2 separate regions of the Homo sapiens genome follow, and region 1 is linked to region 2. The links are chromatin contacts, found by POLR2A ChIA-PET in ENCODE. All regions are on one chromosome and are shown on one strand. Each heading gives the region's core, a stretch centred on a gene start or an enhancer-like site at or near the end of the contact. The rest is flanking DNA. Distances are from core to core; before and after follow the strand shown. Region 1 has its middle 21 kb from the start of LINC01998. Region 2 overlaps TM4SF1 (transmembrane 4 L six family member 1).

What was found. ChIA-PET counts read pairs that join two places held with the same protein, here RNA polymerase II (POLR2A).
Region 1: POLR2A ChIA-PET joins it to region 2 with 10 read pairs in activated CD4-positive, alpha-beta T cell. The contact joins two enhancer-like sites. POLR2A ChIA-PET finds 5 or more read pairs at or near these places in 2 of 52 experiments (OCI-LY7 and activated CD4-positive, alpha-beta T cell).

Annotation. Positions count from the first base shown.
Region 1 is chr3:150,058,717-150,063,520 of GRCh38, forward strand. No RefSeq gene overlaps it. Among named protein-coding and RNA genes, the nearest start is that of LINC01998, 21 kb to the right of the region's middle. Within about 2 kb of position 2,735, at least 4 of the 41 ENCODE cell types and tissues checked have a DNase peak (open chromatin) inside an H3K27ac peak, as active enhancers do.
Region 2 is chr3:149,369,695-149,374,397 of GRCh38, forward strand. TM4SF1 (transmembrane 4 L six family member 1) reads right to left here. Exons shown (of 5, transcript NM_014220.3): 4 at 1,993-2,173; 5 at 1-186. The coding sequence ends at 172. Among named protein-coding and RNA genes, the nearest start is that of TM4SF1, 5.6 kb to the right of the region's middle. Within about 2 kb of position 1,602, at least 8 of the 41 ENCODE cell types and tissues checked have a DNase peak (open chromatin) inside an H3K27ac peak, as active enhancers do.

The DNA of each region.
Region 1 (4,804 bases), core at 1,485-3,984, 690 kb after region 2:
CCTGAAGCACATGCATGTATGTATGAAGACAACTCTTGTACATTCTTCATGACAGTAGGGTTCCAAGTTTACATTAATTTGGGAAGTGCATACCAGGTTCCCTGACTGGCTTCTTAAAGACTCTGAGAGGGTCCGGATGTGGTGGCTCACCCCTCTGTAATCCCAGCACTTTGGGAGACCAAAGTGGGAGGACTACTTGAATATGTGTCACAAACCAGTACCAGGAATTTGAAACCAGCCTGGGCAACATAGCAAGATCCTGTCTCCATAAAAAATAAAAATAAAAAAAGTTAGCTGGGCTTAGTGGTACATACCTGCAGTCCCAGCTACTCAGTGGGAGGCAGGAGGATTGCTTGAGCCTAGAGGTCAAGGTCAAGGCTATGATCTTGTGACTGCACTTCAGCCTGTGTGACAGAGCAAGACCCTGTCTCAAAAACAAACAAACAAACAAACAAACAAAAAACCGAGAGAGCCTGTAGTAAAAGCACATAACCTTGTTTAACTTAGAGTTTTCCAAGTGTACTTATTTATTTCTGTTTTACATCTATTAGAATTATCATAAAATCTTTTGGAATATTATTATCAGGATTCTATGGATAAAGAAATTGAAATTAAGTCACTAGCTCTAAGTCAGGGAGCTACAAACTCTGTAAAATGTCGGGTGAAAAATGTTTTAATCTTTGACAGCTGTGTGGTCTCTCTTGTGGCTACTTGACTCTACCGCTGGAGCGCAAAAGCAGTCATAGACGATACCTCAGTGAGTAAGCACGGCTGTGTTCCAATAAAACTTTTCTTTATAAAATCAGGTGGCAGGCTGGATTTGGCTCTCAGGCCTTAGTTTGACAACCCCTACTCTAGGCCATGTATCTTAAGGGATTTGAACCCAGGCCTGATGACTTTATAGTGTTAACCCTGTCTCTATGTCACTCCGATGAGGTGCCATGGAGGGTCCCAAAAGGGGAGGCTGGGGCCCAGGAGGCAAATCTCATCTTCTTGAGCCTTTCTCCAAGGCTGGCTTCTTCCAGTTTGGCTGGTTCTAAGGGCAACTAGGGTCTCTCCATCAGCGTCAGAGTTTGCCTGCCACCAACCCCACTCATCTTTAATAATAAATTAATATAGATCTCAAAGCCCAAAGAGTAAACGTCCCCTAGCGGGCCTCAGTGGCAAAGTACAAAGTAAAGTACACCAGTAATTTTTTTAGCATGAATCAACAGCTCAGCAGTTCTGGGCTCAATTGGGCCCACAATGAGTACTTTCTCTTGTCATTTAATAGGCTTGGCCTTGAGTCAACAGCTTCTGAATAGTGCTGTTAATTAGATTGGCTGTTTCTATTTCAGTTGTTCAAAGCTTTCAGAATGCTAAAAAATATTCGTAAACCTTTGTCTGCTGCCAAGGTAAAGATATTTACCTGGGAAAGGAGTGCCATATGTAACCTGCCCTGATTTGAACTCACCCTCCCTTATACGACTGTCCTTGGGAAAAGCCTAAGAGAGTTCATTTTTTAACAGATTCCAGTGGTGGTCATTATTTCTTGACCAGAGATTGCTCCCTGGAGGCAGAAGTCACTGGGAGGCAGCTACAAAGTGCTGCAGAGGGTTCAGTAATCCCTAATCATGGAGACCAGTTACAAAGGCCTTCATTAAATTATTAACCTCTGCAACAACAGAAAGAACTATTTTCATTTTTATAAGAATGGTAGGCAAGGGTCAGGTCATAAAAGCCTAGAGATGTCATGCTAAGGAAGTCAGATTGGATACTGCAGAGAACTGTTAAAGAAGGGGAGTGACACTCAAATATGCATTAAGAAAGTCCATCAAGCAACAGGATAAATGAGAAGGAGGGCAGGAGGTCTTTAGAACAGTCTGGGAGAGAGACGATGGGGTCCTGGTTTTAGGCTGTGACTATGGGAGAACCCACAGAGGGTAGGTTCAAAAGAGAGGAGTCAACAATAACCCATATTGCTACATAAATCATAGGTTGAAATGAACATTTCAGAGTAAAATGCCAAAACTAAACAAGGCTTTCCTTGGAAGGAATGGGAAAGATTGAGAATCATGATGAAATACAGCATTAAGCTAAAAGCAGTGACACCTCAGGGGTAGGAAGGATGATGATTGTAGTTCGGGGGACTTTAGTCCTCACTCCACTCTTGGTATAGAAAATCGAGGTTTTCCCAATATTGTGAAAGTTACCATGTAAATGCAGCTTCCAGCCTCCTTCTCTATTTCCAAACATATGAGTACCTTAAACCCCTCCATTATAGAAATTCTGGATCTTCTCTTACCACTAACCATCATATAAGATGCTGCATGTTTTCGCAACAAGCATGTGCTCTTCGAAATAATCTCTATTTCGAAGCCAAGATCAGTGACCCCAGCTTCTTTGCTTAACTATAAATTAAACAGTCCTTCTGTTTTATAATTATTACTGCAAACATGTAAAATATCCAGATGGGCTACCTCTTGAAACAAAGAACAAAAAATGGCTTTTTCAATGTAGGGTGTCAACTGCAAAGAAACAACCCCATAGAGAAGCACTCATGCTTTAGCTACGACAAACTGTTTCCAAATCAGAGGCTGAGACAACCATCTTAAATATAGAAATCTCTGCACCAGCAGTGTCCTTTCTGCCCTCTCAAAGCCTGCCAGGACTTGGAGGCTGTGTCATAGATCAGTGCCACCCACAACCAAAGGGCTGAGGACTTCTGGTAATTGTTGAAGCTTCACCAATTGTTTCCAAGGCATATCAGGTCTTGGAGCGACAAGTGAGATTCCCTTTGAATCATCTCCCCTTTCACTCCGGCCAGTTCAGAAGTTGCCAACCAGCTGCTGCCTCATCTCCCTATGGCAGCCACCTGACACCACTTTGGGCTTTATGCCTGTACCACTGGAACTCAGTGGCAAAATCAGATCCAACTCAGCATTATCATGGGCACTGCAGAAGTGGTCTGTTCTCAAGTTTTAGATGTTCCTTTGTGTTTGGCGTTCCTTCCTCCTGGCTGTCTCCCTGACCTACTCTCTGAGCCGGCCTGTATCTTCTAACCTATTCATTGAATACCTACCACAACAAACTAGACTCTCTGTGGGGGCTCTAAGATGCACAGGGCATGGTTCCTACCCTCAGGGACTTGAAAAACCAGCTGGAGAGAGAGAGGAATATGCACAGCAATACTAAGCAGCAACAACATTCTCTTAAAGGCACACATTTTTTTTTTCAATGTTCTCTGGTCTCTCCATGTGTCTGTGTGGATATGAGTGCCAAATCAGAGGTATGATGTGAAAAAATGGTATTTATCTGTGGAGGTTACAGATCATTGCTTGTGAGGTTCATGGGAAAAGCGTGGACAAATTTGGATAGTGTATACATGGCTGGGTGTATCAGGAATACAAAACCCCCACAGGCTGGGACAGAATACCTTTCACTACCCAGATTCGTTTCATTCATATAAATTTTACCTGAGGTTAGTTTTTAATTTTTTGGGTAGCTAGACTGTGGGATCATGAAAGGAATTTCCAGGAAACTAGGTAAATGTAGGTGAGATATGAAACAAATGTTTTACTTCAGTGTAAACCTAAACAATAGAGTCCTAATAAACTCTGTTTTTAGGTTTTTGTCCCTCCCCTGCAAGGTAGCAAAGGAGTGAAACCAGGAAAAGGATGAGTGGAACCCCCACGGCATCTTCCAGGCCTCTGGTTTTTCTTCATCCACTGATCTCTCCACAGAGAAGAAATTATATTTAAGGTCCCAGTGAAACTTGACCCTAACTAAAGCATTCTGTTCAGAAGTTTCAACCCCTAAGGGAGAAAAAGCTGTTCCAAAGGGCCGATCTTACTTTTTGTTGGAAGCTTCTGAGCTCTGTCTGTCCAAAGAACATTCTGCTGATGAGTCACAACAGACGATTAGTTAGGACTGCTTGGTTTTTTAGGAAACAGGCATTGTACAAAGTGTAAGGATCTCTCTGGCAGTTGGGATTTCTGCTTTCAGTTTGCTAACACTGAGTTCCTCTCTGTCGCGATCAAAAAAGTCGAGCCCTTCTGTGACTCCAAGCACCACTGAGTATTTGTTCACAGGCCTGTATGTGGCTTGGAGGAGAGAAAGCTGCTAGGAGACAGGTCTGGGCCAAACTGCAAGGCTGATTAGCAGGAAAACAGACTCTATCCTTATACATACTGACGAGTGAATTGAAATTTCTCGGCTCATTTACTCCAGTAATTTGGACTGGGGCTGGATCATTGCCCTTGGTGGTCTTTAAATTTTTCCTCTGTCCTTGTGTGATTTGTTGTATAGCAGTGGACTACAGCATAGGGCTTCGGAATCAGACAGACATGAATTCCAACCCTAAATCTCTTTGCCTACTTTGGGAGGGATTCTTAATTTCTGTAAGCCTCAGTTTCTTCATCTATAAAATGGGAATAATAACAGCACCTAGGGTTACCGTGAGGATTAATCCCAGTAAAGTATATGAATGCCTAGCCCATTGCCTAATCCACCATGGGTGCTCAATAGTTTATTTTCCTCCCTGGTTCTAGCTTTGCCACTTAATAGCTGTGAGACTTTTAACAAGTCATTTCAATGTTCCTGGTCATGATTTTCCTCATCTTTAAATTGGGTAGGAGGAGAACACACCAGTAATACCCGCTCACTGGGATGTTCTGAACTGTGCCTGGACAAATATGCTTGTGGCCATGGGCAACTATCCCAGTGAGACCTGCCTGATGGCTTGATGGCCAGCTTCACAGTTGTTTTCCCTGTTGGATGGTAGAGTGTCAGCTGTATGTCTGAGAGGTCAGGGAGGGTCTCTTCC
Region 2 (4,703 bases), core at 352-2,851:
TAAATTTAAACACTGACATCCTGTGAAGATGCCAGTCTTTACAGGCGTTTGTAAAAGTAGACTGTGGGGAGTATGTTACACTAATACAAAGTTTTACAAATGAATACAAGTGAAATATATAAATTACAATGAAATAGAGGAAGATTGTGGCTCTGTCCTGGGTTGGTTCTTTTAGCAGTCATATTGCTGTAGAGAAAATAAAATACCATTAGGCTATAATCAGGATAAATAATGATGACATTTTAGTCCTTTAAGTTCCTATTTTAAGCAAACATAAACAGACTGATCTTAGCTTCAGCAAAGCTTAGGCCAACCATACTTAGGGCTTGGACAATGCTCACAAAATGTTTCCTAAACAAACCCAGATCCCTTGTCTTCCATGAGTAAAGGCTGCAGAAAGGGCCCATAGAAACTGCAGGATACTGATATTGGGTTGCTTTGAGTGCATTTGTGTGGGGTTTTAATCTTAGGGATTTAAAAGATAATGCCATGGAAGTTTCACACTGGTATGAGCTCAATGTGGGTAACCTTTCAAATTAAATGCTACCGAGTTATGGACCTGACTCTTCTACATGAAAAGACCTGCCCTTTGAAAGTGTCTTTTGTCTTATAAACAAAGGTAACAGATCTTCCCTGTAGTATCTGGGAAGAAGCCATCCCTACAGTGACTCAGCTGGGAAACCTGGTGTATTTACTACCCCAAATCAGAGGAGAGTATCATTCCCTGCCAAATCACTTCAGCCATTTTGGTCATTGGCTCTTTATGCCTGTCCCCAAAACGTACTAAGTGAGTACATTTAGTACAAGTAATCACTTACTTTGAACTCTGCCTTGTATGAAATTCAAGGCTAAAGGTAAGCTGCATGACAGCAATCCCTAGAGGATACTTCTCTGCCCTTCCCCAACCGTACTGCTTGAAAGAAGCTCCATATTGAAGGTTTCCCATTCCCTTATTTTCTTGGAAATTTGCCAAAGAAATTATTAATCTTGCTATACTTGCCTGATAAGGAAAACTAGATTTTCATTTTAACCTTCCCCCAAAATTACAGAAAGTTTCCTTTTATTTTCAGCAAAGTTTTTCATGGTAGCAATGGGCTTTCAGTTTTCATTAGGTTTTTGTCTTATTTTTAAAAGAAAGTTAACAGATCTGGCACCAGAGGAGTAAATGGTTTGAAAAATATAAGACATAAAATAACCCTCTCAAAGATAGGATCAAAGCTGGACTTTCATTAATTCAATAATATATATATTTTAGGAGGATATAGAAACAAGAACTTTCACTGCTACAAACAAATGCATTTTTTTCTCCTAAATCATATCCCCAGGAAACAAGTGCTTCCTGGTTTTCTTTCACAACGAAAGGCTTTTCATGAGCTGCTGTTCAAAGATTGCTAGTGATTCTCCATACTTACTGCTTAGGCATTTTTATGACTCCTTATTAGGAAGGAATTGCAGAAAATCCAACCAAACAGCAAGTGTGGAATACAGGTTAAAAGTAGGAGCTTTTGCACAGAGCGACTCAAGGTTTGAAGCCTGTTATTTCCTGAGTAGGTGATCTTAAGCCTATTGCTTAATATTTGAGTCATATGGGTTTAGCATAGTGCCTGATGCATTGAATGGTTGGCTATTACTTATGTATACTAGTTGGGAATATAACAGCAAACAAAGAGCAGACATCACTTTTTTTTCTGTCTCTGCAGCGAGAGCAGAGGCAGTGAATTAGATCCTGAAGGGAGCGCTGTGTCTATGGGCAGCATGTTCTTGTGTACATAGAGCCAACTGCAAAGAACTAAGACAATCCTGTGACTGTGAGACTCGAGGAAGCTTGTTACTGACAGCTAAAGTGAATGCTATAATTGTGTTGCTACAAAGATGATATCAGAATAAATGCTGGTAGGTCGAGCATGTTTGGTTTTGCCTTTTTCTTTATGATGAAAACAATGGTATATTAACACCAGGGCCAGACTACGACATTTTCATGCAGGTTCTTACCTGTTGGTGAGAGCAGCAAAAGCCACATATGCCTCCAAGCACTCCATTTATTACTTGAATAAGACACAAGATGAATTCAATTCCACCAAGAGCCAAGAGGATAGAAAACAGAGATACATTCCATTCCACAATGTGCTTGGGTTCAGTGCACTCGGACCATGTGGAGGTATCCAGAAGGTACCTGTGGGTAAAAAGAGAAACTTCTGACACACGGTCATACTTGAGGGGATACTTCATAAACTACTTTTGTTTGGTGGTTTTTCATTCAGAAAAAAGGAATGAATTATTCAATATCCTGTGTAAGTTTCTTCCACTGCATGTCATTCCACAAAATGGAGGAATTTAGCCCAGATCCTACTGTAATGATAAACATAAAATTATAATTTATAATTTTTGACCCCAATCTAGGATTACATGGTCAGAAATTCTCACCTTATAATGATATTTATATTCCCTAACAGGCATCTGAATTCTTATAAACAAAAATAAAAATGCAGAACTGTATTTGTGCTGTGTTTAAAGCTAGGTAAGATTCATGTATGTGTAGGAAGTAAACTACGAGCAAATGCGGAAAAATGAAAATAATTCATGTGCTAAAGTAGAGTATGTGTAGGTGTTTTTTAAAACTGTTTTCCAATTTTATTGTTGTTATTGGTATAAAAGATGGGTATTTGTATTCAATATTGAGTGAATATTTAGAAAATACAATCTCTTTAGGCTAGTTTTTTTTTTGAACTTTAAAATATTAATTTAGATCATTTTATTACATCTCAATTTGTTACTGCTGAAAATTATCCAAATTCTGGCAAGTTTGGATATTTAATATGCTGGAATTTTTCAACTGAGACCTTTGGAACAAAGCTATTTTTTGTTTTTAAGGAATAAATTAATTTGCAACAGGAAGCAAATTCATGGGATTAAACCCAACTAATTTGATAGCTCTTTACTTTTTTCTGAGACGGAGTCTGACTCTGTTGCCCAGGCTGGAGTGCAATGGCGCAATCTTGGCTCATTGCAACCTCTACGTCCCAGGTTCAAGCCATTCTCCTGCCTCAGCCTCCCAAAGTGCTGGGATTACAGGCGTGAACCACCACGCCCGGCTGATAGCTCTTCACTTTCATGATGCTGTGCCCAAGAGTTGATAATAGCATGTAGCACACTGCATTTGCTCATTCAACAAAGATTATTGAGCAGTCAGTGTGAGTCTGACACTGAGCCAGAGCTGGGGATATAATGGAGCACAGGGCACGGGCTCTGTCCTGAAAGAGCATAGCTTCTAAAGGAAGAGACAAGTCACAAGTAATCTCAATGCAACAGATATGCTGATCGGTAAACAAAATATGGAAGAGCCACAGAGGAAGGGCATCTAACCTAGTCCAGGGAGAACAGCTGCTTATGTATCTATTCAATAAGGCTGAGCTCCATGAAGGTAGGAGCCAGACCTATTCATCATTGTATATCCAGCCGCTAGAACAGTATCTGACACACAATAGCCACTCAGCACATTTTAAAAGCAGTTGAATGATAAATAACAATATGAAGTTGCTTTGTGAAATGTCAGCAAACCATACTGAGGTGATATCTGACTATAGATTCTAGGATTTAGTCGATTTTATAAATACCTGGATATTCTTCCAGTCTGAAAAATTCTACTTCTGATAGCTCTCCTAGAATTTCAGCCTTTGCTACAGAGTATTTGGATTCTTAACAAAATATAATACAATCATGTGGGAAAATCAAGGTTTGACTTAATTCCACAAAGAGGCCTGGTATAATTCTTTTCTTATCACGACTTCCTTCCACAACAGAACAAAGGGGCTTGGAATTTGAGACCTAACTTTAGAATAGTTCATTGAGCCAATCAGAGATTATAGTTGTTCATTTCAAAAAAAGTTCTGTTTTTGTGGCCCTGTCTTTCTGCATGTCAGCAGAACAAAAATCTATATTTTCAGGTCTCAATGTAAAAAAAAATTTTTGGCTCCACCTGGCTCCCAGGCAACTAACCTGTGGCTTGTGACTGTTAGTTATTTCCCATATTGAAATCCTTGGACAGTTTTAAATGAAGAATGACATAGAAGAGGAGGAAGGTTTCTTGTAGAATCCAGAGTGGATAATGGGAGGGGCAAACAGTCAAATAGCTATAAAAACCATTTAGCAATACTACCACCTCTCCCTGCATTCTGGTTGCATAAGTCATGACTTTTCTTAGAAGTCTGTTTGTGCAATAGTTTTGTATGTTTGTACATATGTGAATAGCCATTTTCTACTAGTACATCCAGTATGTTCTGATAAAAGCTGAGTCATGATTGATCACAGTTTTGAACACCAAAATTTCAAACTTCTGTAAGTATCAATTTTCCTTCAAAGGCTACCATTGGGTTATGTTTATTGTAAGGTAGTAGCTAATATTAACAGCTAACAGTGGCAGTTGCACACAATGTGGCAGCCTCTGTGGGGAACATTTTACATATTATTTCATTAATTCTCATGACAATTGCCATTGATTTTATTTTACCAGTGGAGTAACTGAGATGCAGAGAGCTCATTTCACCTTTTCCTACAGATAGGTGCAGAGCTGTGATTGAACCCAGCTAATTCAAATTCATGATCTCATAACTGTGCTAAATTTGTGAGATTCATATATCCTCACTACATGCTTTAAATTCATGGGGTCAAACATTCTTGATAATATAATTTGTTATTAATATTAT